2 separate regions of the Homo sapiens genome follow, and region 1 is linked to region 2. Evidence: chromatin contacts called from ENCODE Hi-C or POLR2A ChIA-PET data. All regions are on one chromosome and are shown on one strand. Each heading gives the region's core, a stretch centred on a gene start or an enhancer-like site at or near the end of the contact. The rest is flanking DNA. Distances are from core to core; before and after follow the strand shown. Region 1 has its middle 45 kb from the start of ZNF823. Region 2 holds the start of ZNF627 (zinc finger protein 627).

Evidence for each region. A loop is a pair of places that touch in the nucleus more often than their neighbours do. ChIA-PET counts read pairs that join two places held with the same protein, here RNA polymerase II (POLR2A). Pooled maps may share reads with other maps.
Region 1: a map of CD14-positive monocyte shows a loop between it and region 2 (2.5-fold over the local background). The contact joins the enhancer-like site here to the promoter of ZNF627 in region 2. A Hi-C loop is called at or near these places in 1 of 168 maps with a recorded cell type or tissue (CD14-positive monocyte), 6 of 37 single-sample maps with no recorded cell type and 10 of 50 pooled maps. POLR2A ChIA-PET finds 5 or more read pairs at or near these places in 8 of 52 experiments (A673, Caco-2, GM10248 and 4 more).

What each region holds. Positions count from the first base shown.
Region 1 is chr19:11,691,739-11,696,355 of GRCh38, reverse strand. No RefSeq gene overlaps it. Among named protein-coding and RNA genes, the nearest start is that of ZNF823, 45 kb to the left of the region's middle. RefSeq lists silencers at 1,227-1,276, 1,387-1,446 and a cis regulatory region at 2,207-2,351. Within about 2 kb of position 2,320, at least 20 of the 41 ENCODE cell types and tissues checked have a DNase peak (open chromatin) inside an H3K27ac peak, as active enhancers do; they include A673 and CD14-positive monocyte, where a contact is called at or near this core.
Region 2 is chr19:11,595,069-11,599,879 of GRCh38, reverse strand. It overlaps ZNF627 (zinc finger protein 627), which reads right to left and starts at 2,397. Exons shown (of 4, transcript NM_145295.4): 1 at 2,250-2,397. The coding sequence starts at 2,252. RefSeq lists silencers at 1-36, 2,003-2,142, 2,483-2,612 and enhancers at 2,293-2,372, 1,460-2,458.

The DNA.
Region 1 (4,617 bases), core at 1,071-3,570, 97 kb before region 2:
GGGAGGCGGAGGTTGCAGTGAGCCGAGATCGTGCCACTGCATTCCAGCCTGGGCAACAGAGCGAGACTGTGTCTCAAAAAAAAAAATTAGCTGGGCGTGGTAGCACATGCCTGTAGTCCCAGCTCCTTGGGTGGCTAAGGTAGGAGGATCGCTTGAACCCGGGAGGCGAAGGTTGCGAGCCAAGATCACGCCACTACACTCCAGCCTGGGCGACAGAGAGAGACTCCGTCTCAAAAAAAAAAAAAAAAAGAAAAAGAAAGAAAGAAAATGAAGGTCTTGAAGGAAGGAGCATTTCCACACTCTGGAGAAGGAGTAGGAGGCCACGTTGAGTTCCCAGAGTTAAATCTTTAAGTGCCCCTGCCTCATCAGAGTTTGACTCACAAGCTTGGGAACGTGTATCACCTTCTGACTGCAGGTTTGTGAACTGTGGGTGCAGCAGGCTACTTATCTCAACTAGTTCGAGTGTTTGCTTTTCTTGTCTTTCGATTTCCTTATAAAATATTGCTACTATGTGATTCCACTTTTTCCATACATTTAATGATTTTATTCCGTTGTTGGCATGTTATTACTTCCTTGGCTGAAAATCAGTAGATTGAGAGATAAGGTGGGAGAAAGGCTTGGCCATGCAGCCAACAGACTTATCCAAAATTCCTGATCCCTGGAACACATCGGGCCCTTATTTTTTTTTTTTTTTTTTTTTTTTTTTTGAGATGGTGTCTCACTCTGTCGCCCAGGCTGGAGTGCAGTGGCACGATCTTGACTCACTGCAGCCTTGACCTCCCAGGCTCAAGTGATCCTCCCACCTCAGCCTTCCGAGTAGCTAGGACTACAGGTACAGGCCACCATTCCAGGCTAATTTTTGTATTTTTTTGTAGAGACAGGCTCTCACTATGTTGTCCAGGATGGTCTCGAACTCCTGGGCTCAAGCAATGCACCGGCCTCGGCCTCCCAAAGTGTTAGGATTACGGCTATGAGCTATCACGCCCAGCCTAAGCCCTTATTCTTGTTGCAGTGTGGCCCGTATGGCCTCGGCTCTCCTCCTACTCCGAGGCCAGGGAATGGCTCCACTGGACAATGTGTCTGGGTTTCCCTGCACACACTTGTGATCCCCAGTCTAGGAGGAAAAAGCAGGAAGGTCACACTGAGTACAGATGGGGGATCCTGCTTAAATGCAGATGTCCCCTGGGAGGGGTCAGGTCACAGCGCAGGGAAGAAGCCCGCCCTGCCAAGGGCTGTGTCAAGAACTCGTTCATCAGTCTCCACTCCCCAGCGTGAGATCGCTTCTGTAACTCAGTCGTCAGGGGGCGGGATCTGTCGCACTATCCAATCAGGGCCGTGGGGCGGGGTCGTGGGAACTGTCAATCAGGCGCACTTCAGCTAAGAGGGTGCGAGATTGAAAAAGCCCGCGGCGTCTTCTACACGCCACTTCGCTGGGCTCCTGTCTCTGTCGCTGAGAGGCACTCTGGAGAGTCTGCGGCAGCCTCTGTCACACAGGGACCTGCACTGGTCGTGGGAGCCGCAGAGAGGCCCCCGGGACACGGAGGAATTCGGAAAATGGTGAGCGTGAGGGGCCAGGGATCCCGAGACGGGAGGAGGGGCTGGTTGGAACTGGCCGTGGCGGGTCCCCGGCCTCCCAGCCAGCGACTCCGGGCTCTGTGGACCGGAGTACCGCTGGCGGAGCTCGGCCCTCGGTCCCCTCGGCCGCAGGGTGGGGCTGGGCTGGCAGCCGGGACCCCGGGCGTCCTGTCCCGTCCCTTCGCGGCGACTGCGGGCCCGGGCAGGAGTCCTCTCTGGGCAGCTCCGCGCCCGCAGCCCCGCGTCTCTCCAGATTGTGCGGGGGCCACGGGAGGGTCATGGGGGGAATCCCGACTCGTGTGCGGGGTTCATGCGTGGAAGGAGCTACGGTCCGGGGTCCCCAGTTCCTTCTTTATTCCTTTATTCCTTTTTTAAACCAAATATAAAATTCTAAGCCCCCCAGTCATTTTGAACAGATCCCTCCTCCCGGCGAAGGCACTACAAAATTAACCTGAAAAACTTGTTCAGGCCATCATGGAAGGGTGGTCTGTGTATTCGTCTGTTCTCACACTGCTGGAAAGATACTACCTGAGACTGGGTAATTTATTTTTAAAAAAAGTTTTTAATTGACTCACTGTTCCACATGGCCTTAGGAAACTTACAATCATGGCAGAAGGGGAAGCAAGGCACGTCTTACGGGGTGGCAGGAGGGAGAGAGAGAAGGGAGGAGAGGGAGAGAGAGAAGGGAGGAGCCCAGACACTTATCCAGTAACCAGATCTCGTGAGAACACTGTATCAGGAGAACAGCATGGGGGAAACCACCCCCATGATCCAATCACCTCCCAGCAGGTCCCTCCCTCAACATATGGGGATTACAAATAGGATTACAATTCCTGCAAGCAGGCTCTGTGGCGCAATAGCCTAAATCGAAAGGATTACAATACCAGATGCAATTTAGATGGGGACACAGTCAAACTGTATCAGCTGGACGTGCCCCATTATATTTGCCTCCCTTTTGGAACCCAGGAAAAGCCTATCAGTATTAACATCAACACAGAACTTAAGTCTGATAAGAAGCATTTACAATCTATTCTCTCTGAAGCCTGCCACCTGGAGGCTTCATCTGCATTATGAAACTTTGGTCTCCACAACCATTTATGGGAAAATCCACCTGTGACCTGGGAACCAGACCCCTCCCCCGCCCACTTTGTGTTGTCCCTCCTTTCCAAGTAGAACCAATGTACCTCTTACATGTATTGACTGATGTATTATGTCTCCCCAAAATGTATTAATATAAAAGCAAGCTGTACCCCAACCACCTTGGACACATGTGGTCAGGACCTCCTGAGGCTGTATCATGGATGTGTCCTTAACCTTGGCAAAATAAACTTTTTTTTCTGAGATGGAGTTTCACTCTTCTTGCCCAGGCTAGAGTGCAGTGGTGCCATCTTGGCTCGGTACAACCTCTGCCTCCCGGGTTCAAGTGATTCTCCTGCCTCAGCCTCCCGAGTAGCTGGGATTACAGGCATGCACCACCACGCCTGGCTAATTTTGTATTTTTAGTAGAGACGGGGTTTCTCCCTGTTGGTCAGGCTGGTCTCGAACTCTGGGCCTCAGGTGATCCACCTGCCTCTGCCTCCCAAAGTGCTGGGATTACAGGCGTAAGCCACCACGCCCAGCCAATAAACTTTCTAAATTGAAACATGTCTCAGATACTTTTGAGTTCACATTCCTAAATGGCAAGTGGTATCCCTCTGCATCTTCCAAAGGTTTGGGAATCAGGGTTTCTAATCCACCACTCTCTTCCCTCAACTAACTCCTCCGAGGGCTTAAAATCCCTTGGTTTTTAAGCTCTTTCCCTGCATTTTGTGACTCTGATTTCATCTCCTCAGTTCACAGCAACATTAAACATTCTTTTTCCCTGGTGCTGTATTTCTAGCACCACTGGGTTCATTCTAGCAGTGTCCCTTTATTTCTTTTACTTTTTTCAACTCCAGTGAGAAACAGGCACTAATTATCTACAACATATATTGTAGATAACATAACAACATATATTCTAACATGTAAAATAGTTTCAGAATTGCTAATCCATACCCTTCTAGGGAAAAATACCCATTAGAATCGAGTGTTTGTGTACATTTCTTAAGTCATAGTATTCAATCAAAACGCTGTTTTCTGGGCCAGGCGCGGTGGCTCACGCCTGTAATACCAGCACTTTGGGTGGATCACCTGAGGTCAGGAATTCAAGGCCAGCCTTGCCAATATGGTGAAACCCCATCTCTACTAAAAATACGAAAATTAGCTGGGCATGGTGGCATGCACTTATAGTCCCAGAGCAAGACTCCGTCTCCAAAAAAAAAAAAAAAAAAAAAAAAAAGGAATTCCTTCGTTATCTTGTCATGCTTCAAGGCCCAGGAAAGGCCTGGGCAAAACTCTTGTTGGGCTTTTGTTACATTCCAGCCTTTGTTTAGAGGCATCGGCTCTCTCGACTTTTAATATTTAACCACTCAGTGCTGAAACAGTTGTTATGGAAGCCTGTGTTAGTGAGACTCTGGCCTGCCACATAGTGAAGGGTAAAAACTAACCCTAAGGAAAGGAAAACCCACCCCCCAATGATGTGGTACAAGAACCTCAAAAGCACACAGTGCAGTGTCTCCTGGGAGGGCGGTCACTCAGCACTTCAGTGAGCAGCATGGGAAGGGGTATGTCTCAGATGATAGGAGAACCTGACCTGATACTTGAGTCAGACTTGTCTGTTTTCAGTCAGCACTGCACCTCCATGGATTTGTCACCTTGAAGACATCTGTAACTCATCTCAGATTTACTTTTTTTTTTTTTTTGAGACGGAGTCTCGCTCTGTCGCCCAGGCTGGAGTGCAGTGGCGCCATCTTGGCTCACTGCAAGCTGCGCCTCCCAGGTTCACGCCATTCTCCTGCCTCAGCCTCCCGAGTAGCTGGGACTACAGGTGCCAGCCACCACGCCCGGATAATTTTTTGTATTTTTTTTAGTAGAGACAGGGTTTCACTGTGTTAGCCAGGATGGTCTTGATCTCCTGACCTCGTGATCCGCCCGCCTCGGCCTCCCAAGGTGCTGAGATTACAG
Region 2 (4,811 bases), core at 1,148-3,647:
GCTGGGGTGCAGTGGTGTGATCTCGGTTCACTGCAACCTTTGCCTCCCACGTTAAAGCGATTCTCATGCCTCAGCCTCCCCAGTAGCTGAGATTAGAGGCACCTGCCACCACACCCAGCTAATTTTTGTATTTTTTAGTAGAGACAGGGTTTCGCCATGTTGGCCGGGCTGGTCTCGAACTCATGGCCTCAAGTGATCCGCCCACCTCAGCTTCCCAAAGTGCTGGGATTACAGGTGTGAGCCACCGCGCCCGGCCTAAGTCAGGTCATTCTATCACCTGGGATATCGTCCACCCCCTAACCTGCTCACTGAAGGGCTCAGTGACCACCCTTCCAAGAGACACTGCATTTTGCCTCCATCTGCCTGAAGTACATTTTGCTTTTCAAGTTCTTGCATCACCTCAGTGGGATGGGTTTTCCTGTCCTTGGGATAAGTTTTCTCACTTCACCAGTCTAAAAGAATCCAGAGGGCAAGAATCATATCTGTTTTTCCCCTCAATACCATCATCCATTTGGCTGGACACCAATGTGTCCCCCAAGGAATGGGATCTGGAATTAGGGGAAGAAAAGCTGAGTGTCCCAGGGGTGAGCTTTGAGAGGGAGGGGATATCAAGAGATTCCTCCGACCCCAGGACACCCAGCTCCTCCACTAAGAGGCCCCACCCCGTACTTCAGGCTGTCCAGTGGGAGCAGGCTGATACCAGACCCTTCAACAGATCTGGCTGCTGTGGGCATCCTGTGTCAGCCCAAACAGCCCTGAAGCCCAGGACCAGGAAAGGAGGATGCTCTGAAGACATATCACAGTTTAAAGTTTCCAAAGGGGAACCCCAACCCAAAGACACTGTTTTTTGTTTTTTTTATTTTAGGGTCCGGGTCTCACTATGTTGCTCAGGCTGGTCTCAAACTCCTGGCCTCAGGTGATCCTCCCGCCTTGGCCTCCCAAAGTGTTGGGATTACAGACATGAGCCATGGCACCAGGCCAACCAAAAGACATTCTGAGAACATCCCTGTGCCTAGGAGAGAGAAAAGGAGAAGAGGCACAAAGGTTTTTTCACAGCAGGGTCTCATACATGTATTCTCTGCTTTCCTCTCCTGTGAAATGTTCAGAAACAGAAAGCAAATATTTTTAAAAGACCAATCGATTGCTCCTTGAAAAAATAATACAAATTAATTAGTTTGAAATGTGCAATAAAGGACAAAGAGTTGATAATGTCGTGACTGGAGTTACCTTTTGGGAATATGGTGAAAGAAGTGGTATCAAGAATTATTTGCAAGCGCCAGAGGAGTCAGGCTAGGGGAACAAGGTCAAGGATTTGGGACCCTGTCCCCCTGGGGAGTGTTAAAATAATTAATTTGGAGACAATTAGAGGGCTGTGGCTATGGTGTCCTGGTTTCCTACCCAAGGAAACAGAAATCTAAGTCGAATGAAATTCTTTTATTTGATTTTATATTTTAAAAATTTGTAGTAGTTTTTTGGTCTCAGTCTGAATATGTTCATTTAAAAAAAATTAACAGAGATGGGGTCTCGCTATATTGCGAGGCTGATCTTCAACTCCTGGGCCCAAGCGATCCTCCTGTCTTGGCCTCCAAAAGCGCTGCGATTACAGGCGTGAGCCACCGCGCTCCAGCCTCAAATGAAATTCTTATAAATTACCAGTTTATAAGGAAATAAAATTTAGGGTTAATAAACCACAACCACCAATCCACCTCTGACTACATAAGCAGAAAATGTCCACCTAGATAGAGCAAATAAGGCGACTGCATAACTGTCACCAACCAAGTACTGAATTTGGTTCGCTTCCTCCTGCACCTTACAGCCTTTCCTTCCATTCCCTCCAACGGATCCCCAAGCCACAAACCACGACCGGGAGCTTCTCCATCGATGAGCCGCTGTTTGCTCAAATAAACTCTAAATTTTTAACGGGAGAAAGGCGGGACTGTGGGGGGCGGCCACAGACCGCAGCTCCTGCAACACGAACCACATCCGAGGAGGGATACCCCCATGACCCTCCCGCGGCCCCCGCACCATGTGGGGAGACGCGGGGCTGCGGGGCCGCAGGCGTCGCGCAGGGACGGGACAGGACGACCGGGGTCCCAGCTCCTGGCCCAGCCCCACCTTGCGGCCGAGGGAACTCGGGTCCCAGACCCCGGAGTCGCCGCAGGGAGGCCTAGGTCCCTCCACAGCCGGTTCCGGCCGGTTCCAACCAGCCCCTCCCCCAGGTCTGGGGACGCCTGACCCCTCACACGCACCATTTCTCGGCTTCCAGGTGTCCCGGCGTCCTCCCTACGACTCCCGCGACCTGTACAGGTCACGGCGCGACAGAGGCTGCGGCGGAGACACCTTGGGCCTCTCGGAGAAACGGAGACGCGAGCCCGGGTGGGGACGGTCGCCAGAAACAAAGGCTCCGTAGGGAGGCGCAGGCCCTGCCCTCCTCTCCCGGGCCCATCTGAATGGACAGTTGGCAGGGCCCCGCCCCAGCGCCCCTGATTGGATAGGGTGACATACCCCGCCCCCTAAGGCCTGAGTGACGTAGGAAGCCATGGAAACGTGGCTGTGCGTAGCAGTGTTGACTGGTTCTAGCCACTGCGCCTCTCAGGCCGAGTTTCCTCCCTGCACCCAGCCCGAGGGATATTTGAGGGTTTGTTTTGGTTTTTTTTTTTTTTTTTTTTTGAGACGGAGTTTCGCTTTTGTCGCCCAGGCTGGAGTGCAGTGGCGCGATCTCAGCTCACTGCAATCTCTGCCTCCCGGGTTCAAGCGATTCTCGTGCCTCAGCCTCCCGAGTAGCTGAATTACAGGCACCCGCCACCACGCCTGGCTAATTTTTGTATTTTTCGTAGAGACGGGGTTTCGCCATGTTACCGAGGCTGGTCTCTAACTCCTGACCTCAAGTGATACGCCCACCTCAGCCTCCCAAAGTGCTGGGATTACAGGCGTGAGCCACCACGCGTGGCCTTGTTTTGGTTTCCTTCCTTCCTTCCTTCCTTCCTTCCTTCCTTCCTTCCTTCCTTCCATCCTCCCTCCCTCCCTCCTTTCTTTTTTTTCTTTCAGGGTCTTGCTCTGTCACCCAGGCTGGACTGCAGTGGCATGATCTCGGCTCACTCCAGCCCCAATCTCCCGGGCTCAAACGATCCTCCTGCCTCAGCCTCCCTAGTAGCTGGGACCAAAGTCACGCCCCACCACACTCTGCTAATTTTATTTTGTTGTTGGTGCTGTGTGTGTGACGGGGGTGGGGTGGGTTAGATGGGGTCTCACTATGTTGACCAGGCTGGTCGTGAATTCCTGGGCTCAAGTGATCCTCCTGCCTAGGCCTCCCCAGGTGCTGGGATTACAAATGTGAGCCACCGTGCCCGGCCAATATTTGCATTTAATGCAGAGCTTGCTTCTAGCTTGCCAGAGTAGGCACTGTCTTCTTCTGGCACTCCATGAGCTCTTCCTTCTAATTCCTTCCGGACACAAGGTCACCAGTATGTGCAGGGAACTCCACACTCACTGTGACATGGAGCAATCGCCTTGCCTCAGAACGGGAGGGAGCCCAGGCTAGGCCAGGGAGGACAGGAAGAGGAGGAAGGGCCTGATGTTCCGGGAAACGGGCATTTGGGATGAGGCGTGCCAAGGCTTCCTCCCATACCCTCCGGTCCCTGAAAAAACATCTATACGTGGAAAAAAAAGTAGAAATAACTGAGGTGAGAGGAAGGATGCTCTCTGATGAAGTGATGTGGGATGAGACCCAAAGTAATGTATTAGTATTAAAAGGCAGGTTGGGCTGGGTGCGATGGAGCACGCCTGTAATCTAGCACTTTGGGAGGCCGAGGCAGGCGGATCACCTGAGGTCGGGAGTTCGGAACATGGAGAAACCCCATCTCTACTAAAAATACAAAATTAGGCCAGGCGCCGTGGCTCATGCCTGTAATCCCAGCACTTTGGGAGGCCGAGGCGGGCAGATCACGAGGTCTGGAGATCGAGACCATCCTGGCTAACACGGTGAAACCCCATCTCTACTAAAAATACAAAAAATTAGCCGGGCGTGGCAGTGGGCGCCTGTAGTCCCAGCTACTCGGGAGGCTGAGGCAGGAGAATGGCGTGAACCTGGGAGGCGGAACTTGTAGTGAGCCGAGATGGCGCCACTGCGCTCCAGACTGGGAGAGAGAGCGAGATTCCGTCTCAAAAATAAATAAATAAATAAAATAAAATAAATAAATAAATAAAAATACAAAATTAGCCGGGCCTGGTGGCACATGCCTGTAATCCCAGCTACTCGGGAGGCTGAGGCAGGAGAATCGCTTGAATCGGGGAGGTGGAGGTTGCGGTGAGCCAAGATCACACCATTGCACTTTAGCCTGGTCAACAAGAGAGAAACTGTCTCAAAAAAAAAGGCAGGTTAAGCTGGGCACAGTGGCTCATGCCTGTAATCCCAGCACTTTGGGAGGCTGAGGCAGGAGGATAACGAGGTCAGGAGTTTGAGACCAGCCTGGCCAATATAGTGAAACCCCGTCTCTACTAAAAATACAAAAAATTATTGAACCTGGGAGGTGGAGGTTGCAGTGAGCTGAGATCGTGCCACTGCACATCAGCCTGGGCGACAGAGCAAGACTTTGCCTGAAAAAAAAAAAAAAGGCAGGTTGGAGGATTCAGGGAAGATGGCAGAATAAAAATCATAAAGAATCTATGGCCAGGCATGGTGGCTCATGCCTGTAATCCCAGCAGTTTAGGAGGTCAAGGCAGGAGGATCAGTTGAGCCCGGGAGTTTGAAACCAGCCTGGGCAACATAGTGAGACCAACCCCTAACCCCATTTAAAAAATATGAAAATTAG